Regions from separate parts of the Homo sapiens genome. Here region 2 is linked to region 1. A link is a loop called in an ENCODE intact Hi-C map of the cell type or tissue named here. Cell type or tissue: Calu3. All regions are shown on one strand.

Region 1 (8,000 bases):
AACTACACATACTGGGGCTTTTCAGAGGTGGAGGGTAGCAGGAGGGAGAGGATTAGGAAAAAAAAAAAACTAATGGGTACTAGACTTAATACCTGGGTGATGAAATAATCTGTACACCAAACCCCCATGACACAAGGTTACCTATGTAACAAGCCTGCCCTTGTACCCCTAAACTTAAAATAAAAGTTAAAAAAAAGTTGAGTGAACTTTCTACTTAGTGGGTGCCAAAACTGTTGCACCCAGATCAGCTACAGACAAGAGCAGAGCTTTCAATGGAAATTTTAAACAGGTGGAATCAATATCCTGAAACATTTTATCAAATAATTGTAATAGGAGTTGAAATATGGCTTTACCAGTACAATCCTGAAAACAAAGAACAATCAAAGCAATGGCTACTAAGAGGTGGAAGTGGTTCACTCAAAGCAAAAGTGGACCAGTCAAGAGCAAAGGTCATGGCAAAAGTTTTTTGGGGATGCTTGAGGCATTTTGCTTGTTGGTTTTCTGGAGGACCAAAAAACAATAACATCTGCTAATGATGACAGTGTTTTGAGAATGTTAGCCAAAGCTTTAGCATTAAAATGCCCAGGACAGCTTCACTAGAGTCCTTCTTCACCATGATGATGCCCCTGCTCATTCCTCTCATTGAACATGAGAAATTGTATGACAGTTTTCACGGAAAATCATTAGGATCTTACAGTTCTGATTTGGTTCCTTCTGACTTCTTTTCGTTTCCTAATCTTAAAAAAATCTTTAAGGAGCACCCATTTTTCTTCAGTTAATAATGTAAAAAAGACTGCATTGACATGGTTAAATTCCCAGAACAGTCAGTTATTCAGAGATGGACTAAGTGGCTGGTATCATCACTTACAAAAATGTCTTGACCTTGATTGAGCTTATGTTGAGAAACAAAGGTTATATTTTTATTTTTTAATTCCATTTTCCATGAAATTTTTGTAGTTCCCTTATATGTTCTCTTTTGTCACTGTCTTTTTCTTAGAGATATAGGAGGGAGAGTAAATCAGTACAACAATTTTTTGTGTTCCTGTACCTACATTCAGAACCCTCTGATCTACAGGCAATTGCTAAGATGTTGTTAGTTGTTAAATTCCTGTCTTCCAGAAAGCCATTGGAAAATTTGCAAACTGAAACATCTACCTCTTTCTCCAAGTTCAGATCTAGAAAATAATTATAGAAATGCTTCATCTGTGCAATTAGAATTTAGCACATGAAGTCACTGACCCGTGTACACTAGCAACAAACAAACCATATAAACCATTCTGAGTTTCCAACAATGTAATGTTGTGTGACCATAAAGTTTATGATGCTGTAGAAAAATATTTAATTTGGAAAGATAATAACAACAAATATTTTACACATATTTGAGTCTAATTCGTTAAAATATATGTGTATATACATAGATACATATACATGGATGTGTACATATACATATATAGGTATGTCCCCATATGGACATATACCAAAATACTAATAGTGATTATCTCTTAATAATGGGAGTCTGGTATTGCTTTTTTTTCTTTTCCTTGAGAGTCGTTCAATCTTTTAAATTCTCTACAGTTTGGATATTAGAAGTCAGATTCTTTTTGTAATGTTATTCCCAATTTTAATATATGTGATAAAATTGATAGAAAGGAAAGAAATTTCGGGAACCTGACTACACTTAACCATTAATACTTATCTCTAGTTTTCCCTAGTCTTCACCTTATATTTAATCAGGTTGATCGTCTTACTAATTTCCTTCTAGCCAATACCATAGATGACCTCTAGCACTATCTACCACCATCAAAACGTTATGTATATTTGATGATCTACCTCAATTCCCACATCTTCATTTGACTCATAGACTCTTCCATATCAAATTCCTACACATTTGTCATTTGGACACATTCTATCTTGCAATATTGACTTATTTTCAAAGGAGTAAATCTTGATTAAAAATAAGAATGTAAGTGCATTGGTTACAGTTATTATGCCATTATTTATTTTCAAAATTTCTGTAATATCTCACATAGGAATAAGGACCCAACTGGCATCCAACAAACTCACTGAATTGAGTTTAAATGAATTAAGTTGAAAAAACACTGAGACTCAGTAAATTAATATTTTAGAGAAAATAACAATAAATACCAATGCATAATTTGGATATAATTAACATGCTAAACTTGGTAAACAATTTTATTGAGGTAGGCTTTCCTGTAGCTTAGGATTTTTCATTTAATCATCCAATATATAGCAAATATATACAAATATTTGTTGCTCAATTATGTGTTTTAGCTTGCTAAGACTATTGTAACAAAGTAACACAAACTAGATGGCTTAAACAACAGAAATTGACTGTCTCACACTTCTAGAGACAGGGAGTCCCAGATCAAGATATTGGCAAGACTGGTTTCTTCTGAAGGCTATGAGGAGGAATCTGTTTCATCCCTCTCTCCTTGTTTTGGTTGTTTGCTGGCGATATTTGGCATTTCTTGATTGTATATGAATCATCCCAATCTCTGCCATCATCTTCACATAATGTTTTCCCTGTGTGCTTATCTGTGTACAAATTTCTCCTTTTTATAAGGACACTAGTCATATTGGATTTGGGCCCACCTTGTTGAGCTCATCTGAGCTAATTACAACTGCAGTTCTAGAGGCTAGGACTTCAACATATGAATTTTGGGGAGAACACAATTCAACGTGTAACTCTAGTGCTGTGCATTTGATGCTGTGATTAATAACATTCTAAAACTTTCCTGAAATACCTAAAACATATTAGAGAATTTAAGGTGTGTGTTCACAATCAGTTTTAAGATGGATATGGCCCATGACAGTAATGAAAATATTTAGAAAAGGTGATAATCAATTCCATCTGGAATGCTCCCAGCCTTACTTTTTGCATCTTCACAATCACATCTCTTACTTCCCTGGCTTGCTTTCTTTGATTCTTTATAGGAGTGATTAGTTTCCTAGTGCTGCTTAATACAATACCCAAAATGGGATGCCTTAACACAATAGAAATGTATTCTCTTGAAGTTTGAGAGGCTAGAAGTTTGAAATGAAGGTATCAGTAGGCCCATTGTCTCTCTGAAAACTGTAGGGGAGAATCCTTCCTTGCCTATCCCGCCCTCCAGTGGTTTCTGGCAGTCAGTGGTATTCTGACAGTCAGTGGTTTCTGGCAGGTGTCTGTCAGTCAGTGGTATCCTGGCAGTCAGTGGCTTGCAGTTGCGTCACCCCAATCTCTGCTTGTATCATTACATAGTGTTTTCCCTTCTTCTAAAGTTCTCTCCTCCTCTAAGGATAACAGTCATATTCAATTTAGGGCTCCCCGTCTTTCAGTATGACCTCAACTTAACTTCATGACATCTGCAAATACCTTATTTTCAAATGAGGTGACATTCACATGTACAGGGAGTTAAAACATGGAGATACCTTTTGGGAGGACAAAATTCAATCCACTACACCTCCATTGACTCCACAACTACTTTGCCACTCAGTTGAAACTGTTCTCACCTAGATTGTCAATGTTCTGGTAGTCTCCAATTCAGGGACAGAGTGGAGGTTGTATAATTCATGATGTTTTATTGATGATTCCTCCATCTCAGAACATTCTTCTCTTGGTGTCTGTGATACCTCACCTTCTCAATTTTCCCTATTACTGTTCAAGCTCTGGTGTGATCTCTTCCTCATTTTCTTCCACGCACAAATGTTGGTTTCCCCCAGGATTCCTCTTGAAACATTCCACACAATCTCCCTTTGAAAACTCAGTAGTCCTTGTCTTCAGATATTTTTCCTAAGCCATGAACATTTTTCTCACTGCATATTGGGCACTCCTGCTACAAGTGTTTTTACTCCAACTCCTTAAAACTGAATTTATTTTATCTGCCACATCCTACCAATGTGCTCTTTTTTCTGAGTTTTTTATCTTTGGGAAAAGTAACACTATTCATTCTTTTTCCCAAACAAAAACCCAGCATTAATCTTTGATTACTCCTCCTTCATCCTTCACATCCAAACTTTTTTGCTGTTCTTGTTTTAAGACAGGGTCTTCCTGTGTCACCCAGGCTGGATGGAGTGCAGTGGCGCATTCACAGCTCACTGCAGCCTCGACCTCTTGGGCTCAAATGATCCTCTTGCCTCCCGAGTAGCTGGGGCCACAGGTGCATGCCACTACACCTGGCTAATTTTTGTAGAGATGAGGTTTCACCATGTTGCCCAGGCTGGTCTTGAACTCCTGAGCTCAAGAGATCTGCACATCCAGTCTTAAAATCCAAACTGCTGTTGCCCTATTACACTTATCACCTGGCTCCTATCTACTTTCTTAGCCTTATATCATTCTTTTATTCTCATTTATTTCTACAACACTACATTGGTTTTCTATTTCTGTTGGTTTGTTTTGTGAAATACCACATGCCTTTTCCTACATGCAGACTTTTGAACTTTCTGTTCACTCTGACTGGAATTTACTTTCCCCAGTTCTTTACATGGCTGAATCATTGTCTTCCTTGAGTTCTCAGATCTTATAAAACCTTCTCTATATTTGTTAGAATAACCTAGATGTTATAAGCATACACACATATACATACAGAGAGATGATAGTTTTTAATAGTGAAAACACAATAAAAGTTTATTTCTTGTTCACTTAGCATTGAGTGCATACAAAGTTTGGTCCACAGAGTTTCCTTTTTCTGCACAGTCATTCAGGAATGCAGGCAGATGCAGATTCAGATTCTGTCTTATTTAACACATGACTTCCAAGGGAGCTCTGGAGTTATTTCCATTGCTACAGCAGATGAGGAAGAAGATTGAGAGATCATCATGGCAGATTGTTATGGGCCAGGCCTGGGAGTGAAGGTATTAAAGCAATACCTTGTACTAACTCAAAGTTCTGTAAATCAGAAATTTGGGTGGATTTAATTGGGTTCGTAATTAGGGCTTTACAAGGCCAAAATCAAGAGTTGGGGCAGTTTGGGCTCTCATCTGAAGGCTCTGGGAAATAATTCACTTCTAGACTCATTCAGGTTGCTGGCTGAATTCAGTTTCTTGCAGTGGTAAGGCCAAGGTCCCTGTTTCCATGTTGCCTGTCAGTCATGAGCTGCTATCAGCTTCTAGGGGCCACCTCAGGTCCTTTCACATGGCTCCCTCCATCTCAATGATGGAGGATATCCAGTCCCCCTCATGCTTCAAATCTCTCTGACTTTTGCCTCCAGCTGGAGAAAACACTCTGCTTTAAATTGCTCGTAGTTAGTTTGCACCCACCAGGATTCATTTCCTTTTCTCCATATAAGGTAAGATAATCATAAGTGTGATATCTCATGAAATTCACAGATTCCACCCACACTCAAAGGGGGAAAATTGTATATAGGTGTGTGTCACTGGGAGTCATTCTTAGAATTCTTCCTACCACAGGTTCAGAAGCAGAATCACTCAAGCATGGTTCTTACCCTGTGACCTTACTAAGCCTTGGTTTCCTGGTAGAATGGTAACAACAGTACCTACTTTAGGGATTTAGTATAAAAATTAAATGTGATAGTGCATATAAAAAGATTAGCATAGGTCCCATAACTCTTCTAAAAATGGTAAATAATCAACAACCCATGCTATTAGTCGCAGAAATAAGGAAATTATTGTTATATCATCATAAATATTCTTAATGCAAAACATCCTCTGCATGCAAAAAAAAAGCATGTCTCTAAACTTCATGTTCAATTTAACTCAGAAAATATTTGTTGAGCAGGTACTATGTACCTCAGAGGTTAGAAGTTATTTATAAAACTAAGATACTGTCATTCTTCCTCAAATCATTCCCAGTTCAATTGCTTAGACAGAAATACATAAAACTAAATAGAATGCTGTCCAACCTGTGGTAAATTCTGTAACATGTGTGACAACAAAAGAGAAGGGTTCAACCCAGTGTGGAAGATAAAGTGTCACAGAAGAATGTTCACAGGCTTTAGAGTCGAGTTTAAGAACTGAGGAACAGGCAAACATAAGGACCATGGTTGCGTAGTCACTAGACACAGAACTATTAATGCGCATTTCACAAAAATTAAAGAGGGAAGAGTTTAATATGAGTGTGCACCCTGGGTAAGTAATCAATAGTGAGAAGCAAGGTGGGATTGAGATTATCAAAGGTGCTAAGTTATGTTGAGATATTTGAACTTTGTTCTGAAGCAAGAGAGAACCATTGAAGGATTTTCAGAAATACCACAAGACAATCAGTGCTTTAGAAAACACATAGTTGGAACATATCATTGCTTCAACATAGCGAAGACTGAGTCTGTGTAGCTGTTTTCTCCATTTAGCAGGCATAAGGACAAGTGGGTTAGAACACTAAATGCAAGAAGCTAATTGGACTTAACAATACAGATGGCAAAAGGATGAGGAGAGGAGAGAAACGCATTATGTTTATTTGTTAACAGCTCTATTGTATTGTATTTATATGCATTAGTCAGTGTAAAATAAAATCTGCTTATTTTAAATCCTTTTAAATAGTGTTTAAATATTTCCTGATGACACAATCTGCTAAAGTATTTACCCTTGGTGCAGATTTCCATTAACCTTGCTGTAGATACTAAGCCTACAACCATATATTTATAGGGGGCTCAATTATGGGGTAAAGCCTAGTGACATCATTATAAAAGCACATCTGGATAAGCTTTAGGGTCTTTGTCTTTCTATCTGATTTAGGAAATTTAGTAAACTGTAGGAGAATACCATTATTAACAGCCCCTGAATTCTCAGATTATGAGGATGTCCTTTCTCTCAAAATAAAGGAAGAGAGGGATTAAAATCTCTAAAGCTGTAAATGATATAGAGAAATGCCCAGTACACAGATATCAGGGATATTAGGGGAATCCAGTTGTGTTGGATATACAAGAAGAAAAAAAAGGCAGAAATTAAATTCAAAGTATTCTTTCCTCATGTCTTTTGTCAGTTTTTTTTTATTGTTTTTTAGAGAGTCTATATAAATCCTTTGGTTCCCTAAAGGACAAAATTCCTTTGATAATTTTACAAATTCTTTTCTAAATAGTATCTCTGTATTGTAGATTAAAAAAATTAATACCTAGGAAAGGTCAGGTCACTTCTTTCAGTCAAGGAATGACTCATTCATGAAACTGGAAAGAAAACTTCTTTTTCACTCACCCCAATACTTGATAGCTATCTTAAATTGAATATGTCTTTAACAGTATATTTGATATTATCAGTGTATTTTGATTTATATATATATATCGTATATATTATATATCTGTGATATATATCTATATATCATTTATATATCTGTGATATATATCTATATATCATTTATATATCTGTGATATATATCTATATATCATTTATATATCTGTGATATATATCTATATATCATTTATATATCTGTGATATATATCTATATATCATATATATTATATGTCTGTGATATATATCTATATATCATATATATTATATGTCTGTGATATATATCTATATATCATATATATATCTGTGATGTATATCTATATATCATATATATTATATATCTGTGATGTATATCTATATATCATATATATTATATATCTGTGATATATATCTATATATCTTATATATTATATATCTGTGATACATATCTATATATCATATATATTATATATCTGTGATGTATATCTATATATCATATATAATATATGTGTGATGTAGATCTATATATCATATATATTATATATCTGTTATGTATATCTATATATCATATATATTATATATCTGTTATGTATATCATATATACCATATATTATATATCTGTGATGTATATCATATATATCATATATTATATATCTGTGATATATCATATATACCATATATTATATATCTGTGATATATATCATATATATCATATATTATATATCTATGATATATCTATATCTCTCTCTATCTATCTATCACATTTTCTTTAACCATTCTATCAGTGATGGGCATTTAGGTTGATTCCATGTCTTTGCTATCATGAATAGTGCTGTGATGAA
Region 2 (8,000 bases), 190 kb before region 1:
AAAAAAAATCTGCCCACTGAAAAATCAATAATGCAAAAAAGTATATAGTGTTTGTCTAACCCAAAAACAATGAGACAAAAATGGGCCATATTTAATTCATCTCAGTTGGTAGTGGAGACCCATATTTGACACCCTGCACTTACTGGCACTGTCCTCAAGTTGACCTGTGACTATGACTACTCTCCCCCATAGCCCCCAGGACTGCTCCAGTTCATCTGGTACCCCACAGTTTTCTTACATAACAACCACACATCACAACCCCCAAAAGTTTCTTCCCTAATGATATACCCTCTCTATATTCTATGTTACCTTGTTTTAAGCCTTAAGGAGTTAGTGGTATCACTATTTGTCCCATTTACTAGCTGACACACACTGAAGTTGTCCATAGAGGGTAGGACACCAAGGCTGGTTAGGGAGAATAAAGGCTCAGACTTCTGGAGCATAAAATACAGGGAAGTTCTTCTATGCCCAGATTATTTTTGGTTTTACTGCAAATGTTCTACATTTCAGCACTAGGTTATAGATTTGGTCCAGTAATCTTTTCACAGGCCTTTATCCGATTGATCTCAATTGGTCTTTTCTCTGAGAACCAGGTCAATGACTTCAGATGAAAGCAGATAACTTCCTTGTCAACTGATTTCCTTTTATGGTGTGATAATGGAAAAATTAGGGAGTGTGCCTCATAGATTCCCTCTCCTCAGTGACTCTTTGTCAGACAGCTGGCTGTCATCTGGGGTGACAGGGTAAATGGGCCACAAGCCTGTCATCATCTGGCAGCCAAGGCAGGGCTTTCTCACAAGGCAGTGGCAGATTTCCAAGAAAGAAAGCAGAAGCATGCAAAGACACTTGAGGCCCGAACCGTCAGGATGTTACTTTTACCTTATTCTACTGGCCAAAGCAAGGCACGAGGCTTAACCATGTTTGGAAGTGGTGGGGAATAAACAGACTCTCCTTTTGATGAGTAGAACTAATTATACAGTTAGCTGCAAAGGACCTGCACAGAGGGAAAGGTGAAGAGTTGTGATTTTTGCAATCTCCTATGGCTGCCAAACTATATATTCTCTCTTAGTATAGATGATATATGATCTGATAAGAAGTATCAGTTTTTATATATTAGTAGCATTTATTCAACGTGATGTAATAGGAATAACATGCAACTGGACATCAGGATATCCAGGTTTCAGTTTTGTCTTTTCCACTAGACCAGATACAGTAGCTTCCTATTATTGGTGGAATAAATTATCTCAAACTCAGTGGCTTAAAACAACATGAATTTTTATTATCTTATAGTTCTGGAAATCAGAGGCTCTAAATGAGTTTCACTAGGCTAAAATCAGGCCTGTGTTTCTTATGGAGATTCTAGGAAAAAAAAAAACATTTCCTTGATTTTCCCAGCTTTTAGAGGCAACCTACAATCTTTTTTTTTTTTTTTTTTTCTGAGATGGAGTTTTGCTCTTGTTGCCCAGGCTGGAGTGCAATGGTGCAATCTCGGCTCACCACAACCTCCGCCTCCTGGGTTCAAATGATTCTCCTGCCTCAGCCTCCCGAGTAGCTGTGATTACAAGCATGCAGCACCACCCCCAGCTAATTTTGTATTTTTAATAGAGACAGGGTTTCTCCATGTTGGTCAGGCTGGTTTCAAACTCCCAACCTCAGGTGATCTGCCCGCCTTGGCCTCCCAAAGTGCTGGGATTACAGGCGTGAGCCACCGCACCCATCGTACATTCTTTAGCTCATGGCTCCTTCCTTCATTTTCAAAGCCAGCAGAGCAGTGTTTCCTTGGACCTCTGCTTATGTCCTTACATGTTTTCTCTCTGACTCTTACCCTCCTGCCTTCCTTTATAAGGACCGTAGATTACATTGGGCATTCTTGGATAATCCAGGATAATCTCCCCATCTCAAAATCCTTAACCACATCTGCAAAATTCCTTTTACCAAGTAAGGTAACATTCACAAGTTTGGAGGATTAGAACTTGGATATTGTTGGCGTGGGCATAATATGACCTGCTCTACCAGAGTTCAGCAATCTATAGCCTGGGGGTCAGCCACATGTTTATGTAAATAGAGTTTTATTAGAGCACACCAATGTTAATTCTTTACATATTTTCTGTGGTTGCTTTCCTGCTACAGCAGCAGAGTTGAGTTACAATAGAGCTCATATGGCCTGCAAAGCCTAAAATATTTACTATCTCATCCTTTATAGATAAAGATTGCTGACCTTGTAACTAGATTTACTGTCACCTTGGACAAATTAGTCTCACTAAGCATAATAGAATCATAACTTTATAGACTGGGAAAGAACCTTAAAAGTAATTTTGGTTAAACTCTACCCTATACATTTCTCTGCGTAAATCACCTTTTCAGAAAAACTGGTGAATGGCCATTCAGCTTCTGCTCCAAAACATGGAACTAAAAGGAGCTCACTGTCTCATGAAGTAGCTCATGTTTATTTCAAACAGCTGTAATTCTTCAACAAATAGAAATATATTATTTATATTGACCAAAAAGTTGCAGTCTTTTGACTTTCTTGCCTAGTCTTATTTATGCCTTCTGAGACCATAGAGAATAAGTGAAATCTCTCTTCTATCTGTGAGCACTTTAAAAATTTGATTCTGCTATCATATCTGAAAGTTATTTAGTTATTTGCATAAATATGTGGAGTGTCAACAAAGGAGAAAGAGACAGTGTTCTCAGATCAGAACCTTGCTGAGCAAGCTGCCTGGACTTAGCTGTCACTATTGCATGGATGCAAGGGAGTCACTGCCCCTGGTCCAGCTTTTATGAGTTTCTCTATTTGTGCCTGGGAAATTCACCAAAGAGGGTGGGGTTGCACACTGTTAACGTCTCCCTTTCAGATGAGGCACTCGTATTTCCTTGTTCAATAAGCCATGTAAATATGGCTTTCAGTTCACACAGCGTGGATGCCCAAGCCTCAAATCCCTCTCCTATAATTCTGATTCCATCTCCAAGAGAATTCAGATGCTGTTAGTAGTCTGTAACTAAAGCGAAACTAAGAAGCTCAATGAAACCACAGCTCCTCTGTTAATCGGGGAAAACCAAACTCCTCTAGAGGGCACTGTAGCACTCACCGAATTCTGTGAACTGAGAACACTGGTTTAAGAGAATCTGAACAGATACCAGCTCTTAAAGAAAACTGTCCATTCCCTGGGAGTGAGGTTAGCCAGGGGGACAGAGTTAAGCCAATAAAAAGGGGCTCAAAAGAGCTAACTTGTTACTAGAGCTACAAACCATGTTTGGATTAATCTCCGGTGTCCTATCCTAAGTCTAAAGCTTCCCTGGTGCTTTATTCACTATTAATTCCTGTATCCGACAATATTTACTGAATCCTTACTGTGTGCTAGCCTTTGTGTTAGGGACTGATGGAAAAAACTAAGACAAAAACAAACAAAAAAACTCTGCCGAATTTCTCCAATTTGCCTTGAAGTCTCATTCTCTTTTGTTTATTAATAATCCTTATCTAAAATCCCTTAGCAATTGGAGATCTCTTTCTCCTTCGTTCTTTATGTTGAATGATGTCTTCATCATCCCCATTAGCAAGTTAGAAGACCGGGAGTAACTTTATACCTATCCTCCCTTCTCTTTTCAATTCGGCCTCCCATTCTACCAATTTTACTTAACATTTCTCAGGTCTATCCTACTCATTTCCATTGCTCCTTGCCACTGCCCCAAGGTAGCATTATCTTACTTCTGCTCACCTTTCCAGGTTTATCTATCACCATTTCTCATTATGAATTTACATCCAGGAGTACTGAGGTGCTTGCAATTTCATACCCTCTTCTGCTTTTTCTTTTTTTTCTCTATTTTTGCCCCTCCCCGACTTCCCTGGCTTATTTCTACTCATCTTTTAACGTTCAGCCCAAGCATCTCCTCCAAGACTTCTACTTAAAATTACCCTTCCCATCCCTTCTTCTGCTACCAGACTAGTTAAGTTGCCCCTTTTCTGGACCTTTAGAGTCTGGATACATCTTTATTAATGCTGTTTCCGTTTTTTCTTGCATACGAGATTGTGAGCTCCTTGAGGACCGGGGCAATTCTATAAGATTCATCTCTACATCCTTGATGTTTATTCCAGTCCTGGAACATAGCTGGCCCTCAATGAATGTTATTTATGTCAATCAATATTTAAATCAATTTGATAGTACCCATGAGCTGAGGCCCCATAGAGAGGAGGGGTGTACAAAGAGAAATGTCAATAAATTGACCTATATATCTTGGGATATATCTCTGGGCCTCCTACAGCAGTTCTCCCTCAGATGATGAATTTTCTGACAATGATGTGCATTACTGAAACATATTCCTTTCATTAATAGTTAGGTTTCAACAGTAATAATTAGGATAACCATTTCTCTCACTGTTTCCACAACTGGAAGAAATTCCTAAGAAAGGAAGGTATATGAAATTTGTGATGTAGGAGACAGAGGCCAACTTCTTTCCCATTGTAACCAGCAAATACTGAGTTATGTAAGGGTCCAAAGAGAACTATCATAGCAAAGTGCTGGCAGAGATTAGTGATGCTTTACTCCTGTTTTGTTTACCATAATGAACTGGTCAATAAACATCACAAATTGTTTATCTATATAAATCTTGACAGATTACTCTTTATGAAATCCATTTAGCAAGCGAGGTTTTCCCATAAGGATGAAAAATGAAGATTTTAAACAGATTGCGGGAGAAGCTCTGGCTGTACCAAGAGAGTCAGTGTAATAAAGGTTTCTTTATATTAATATTACAAAAACCATTTATCCTGGCAAAATCAATATTGCAATTCATCTTAGTTTGGTGTTTCTCTTTCTAAGCTTAAAATGTCTTTTCCTTTATTATGTATAATTTTGTTTTAATAAATGTGAAATATATTTCATTTAGGAGGTACTCTTGAGGAGGGATAACTTATAAAATGACATCAAATTTGTAGCTTATTTGCTAAAGAGTCTTGGAAGTGTTTAAAATTATATTTGAGTGGCTGAGAAATCTAAAGGAATCATTTTGCTTAATCCTTAATTACAAAATTATCCCTGTGTCCTTTGGGGTAAAAACAAACTACAATTTTCAGAAAAGTCTTCGCTTGTGAACTTCATTTAGGAAAAATTCTCTCTTACTGAAGTCAAGTGATTATAACAAGTCAGATAAGTTGACTATAACAATGGCTTGGATAAGAGACTATAAAATCAAGAATAGACACATTTAATTGCTCAAAACATTGCGTGCTTTGGCTGGAAGAAAATAGAACTACATCAAGGAACGGAATTATGTTATACATTGGAAGCTATTACTCTAAATGTACTGTATGTAAAATAAGTGTGATTGTCTCATGAGTGAATGGTAATAAAAACTGAAATACTCAAGAGACACTTATTCATGAGTGGTGCAGTTACACATACATATATACACACACACACACACACACATACATTGAGAGAAGCTTTTCTCTTATTGTTTATGCTCACTAATATTATATTAAAAGCCTATAAACAATAGACTCTACATAATAGCCTATAAAGAAATTAAGAGCAAATCAAGTATTTTTGCATCTATAATTCCATTTTAATTATAATACATAATTTTCTTCAGCTCTAAAACTTAACCTAAACAAAACATCTATTTGAAATGGAATTCTGATGTAATGTGTATAGATAAAAGACCTAATATAGTTGTTTGAAGGGGGAAAATGTCCTTTTATCATGACCATAAAAACGGCAAACTACAGTACAGTGGTTTTCAAGAAAAACTGTACTTTATTTATTCCCAAGGGGATATTAGTCCATAAAACAAATTTGCAGCTTATTTGGCAGTCTTAGCTTTTATCAGCCTTTTTAAGGGTGTTGAATGATTACCCAAGAGATCACACTGTAAAAATGGCAGTGGGGAAAAGTAACTCCATCCGTTCAGCATCTTTATTAGAATATATAGGTGAATCCATTTGATGTTGTTTTAAACGTACCACAAGGAGAGTACCTTTTAAATGGTGAGTGGTCTTCTTACATGTGCTGTTTTGCTTCTCTAATACCTCATGGCACCAACGTTGCTTATCCTAATTAGTGCCATTGGCATAGGCTACATGTTTGAATAATTCACTGTGAAGAAACAAGTTTTAGTTTCTATCATGGCAAAATGCCACTACTGGTATTTTTACAAGCAACTTTGGGTCCAAGAAATTTAAGTTGCACTAAAGTTATCTTACTATATTTATGTCATTAGCATCTTTTCATAAATCAGAATAATGCTGTATTCTCCAACCATTATGGATAACTAAGTTTAGTTCATAAAACAGAAAATGAAATATAACCCATATTAAGGCATCAAAAATATTTGAACCTGTCTTTCTCAAGCAATTTTCTTAGTGAAATTTAGTCTTCATCGAACTAACTATAGAATTTTAAGATTTTTAGGGAGAGCAATGATTTACCCCTGATTTTCTATTTCGCAATTGGAGAGTCACTTGAAAAGATAATTTTATGGGTACCTAATCTAAATGTTTAGCTGACAGGAACACTGCTTTTGTAAAAGCAAAATTTACAGCATTCTTAATTGAACAACTGGATTCAAACTAATCCATAAGATATATTGTGGGATGTAAAAAAGCAATATAATATCTTTTTTTGCTATTAATTAGTTTATAAAGAGAAAGCTTTATACGGGTTTTACCAGGAACAGTAGTTTTATAAAGATCTTTTCTATTTTCCTTTATTTTATGTTGATTCTTTGTTTGTTTAGCTCAAGCATTCTTTTCAATATATTGGCTAAAACAAGCCGTCTTACTCTACAATGCTATTGGTAGGTGTAACTTATACTATGAATTATTAATCAAAACACTATTCTCTTTGATGGTTTATTTGCCTTGTTTTCAGATGTCAGCCTTGTAATTGTCATCTCTCAGGAGCCTTGAATGAAACCTGTCACTTGGTCACAGGCCAGTGTTTCTGTAAACAATTTGTCACTGGCTCAAAGTGTGATGCTTGTGTTCCCAGTGCAAGCCACTTGGATGTCAACAATCTATTGGGTTGCAGCAAAAGTAAGTGAACTCTGGTTCAGTGCTGGTGTGTGAAGCAGCATCATACAGGGGACTGCATCTCATTGTTTTCTTTCTCCATTTAGAACCCATCAGAAAGGCTTAGTACAATGTGAAGAACGTAGGTAAGAGATGGAAAAAAATACACTGAATGAAATATGTCTGCTTTTCCTTGATTAGACAATTGGAAATGGTAATATAATTATGTTCATGGTGGGAAATTTACAATAGTTTTTTGGAGTGAAATCAACAATGAGGTGATTAAAGTCCTAGGTTTTCCCAGACCAAGGGTCTTCCCAGGACACAAGACTTTTAATGGTAAAATCAGGACTATATTGGTTAAACCAAAACAGTTGGTCACCGACACAAAGACATTTCCAGGTAAGTTATTTTTTTTTGACAAATAAAGGGTGAATTCTTGTTTATTATATGTTTGATATTCTTCCATCCCCCAAATTTTGTGGGCAGTATTATACCATTAGTTGTTTATCGATATTGTAATAATTAGTATCATTCGTCACGCATATTATTCATCCCATAATTCATGTTTCTTTCTACTTTAAGTTTCACTCATTTAAATATCTCTCACATTTATATTTTTAATTCCTTAAAGCCTAAGATTACATGTAAGTATCTTTTGACTTTTCAACATCGCTTTTCAGTACCTTGAATTGACCTCACAAGGTCACCTGCAGTTCTACAATTTCATAACATATTGACCGTTTTCCTATATTTACTTCAAGATCATACATCCTTACCCTTTCCAGAATCCCTAAGAAATGCCTGCTGGGAACATGTGGTAGGAGCCCTCTACAACATATTGTGCTATGCATATTCTCCTTGGGGTGTCCTGAGACTGTCATGAGTCACAATGATAGGAAACGCCACAAGTCATGACAGATCATCACAAACCAGCATGCCTGGAACTCTGCTATCTACATTTAAGGGGGGAGGGAGAAAGATAAGTAATGGG

The links. A loop is a pair of places that touch in the nucleus more often than their neighbours do. Peaks named below come from ENCODE experiments on the same cell type or tissue, not always from the same donor. Only the 100,000 strongest peaks of a DNase experiment are listed, where the experiment ranks them.
Region 2: it touches region 1 in a loop (2.9-fold over the local background); 5 of 110 quality-filtered maps call a loop at or near these places.

Annotation. Positions count from the first base shown.
Region 1 is chr1:216,029,877-216,037,876 of GRCh38, reverse strand. All of the region lies in intron 32 of USH2A (usherin), which reads left to right. Among named protein-coding and RNA genes, the nearest start is that of USH2A-AS2, 39 kb to the left of the region's middle. In Calu3, no CTCF peak of the experiment used is centred here; a DNase peak (open chromatin) is centred at 3,146.
Region 2 is chr1:216,216,417-216,224,416 of GRCh38, reverse strand. It overlaps USH2A (usherin), which reads left to right. Exons shown (of 72, transcript NM_206933.4): 15 at 6,867-7,030. All of the region lies in intron 2 of USH2A-AS1 (USH2A antisense RNA 1), which reads right to left. Among named protein-coding and RNA genes, the nearest start is that of USH2A-AS1, 27 kb to the right of the region's middle. In Calu3, a CTCF peak has its summit at 3,063 (motif pointing right); a DNase peak (open chromatin) is centred at 3,066.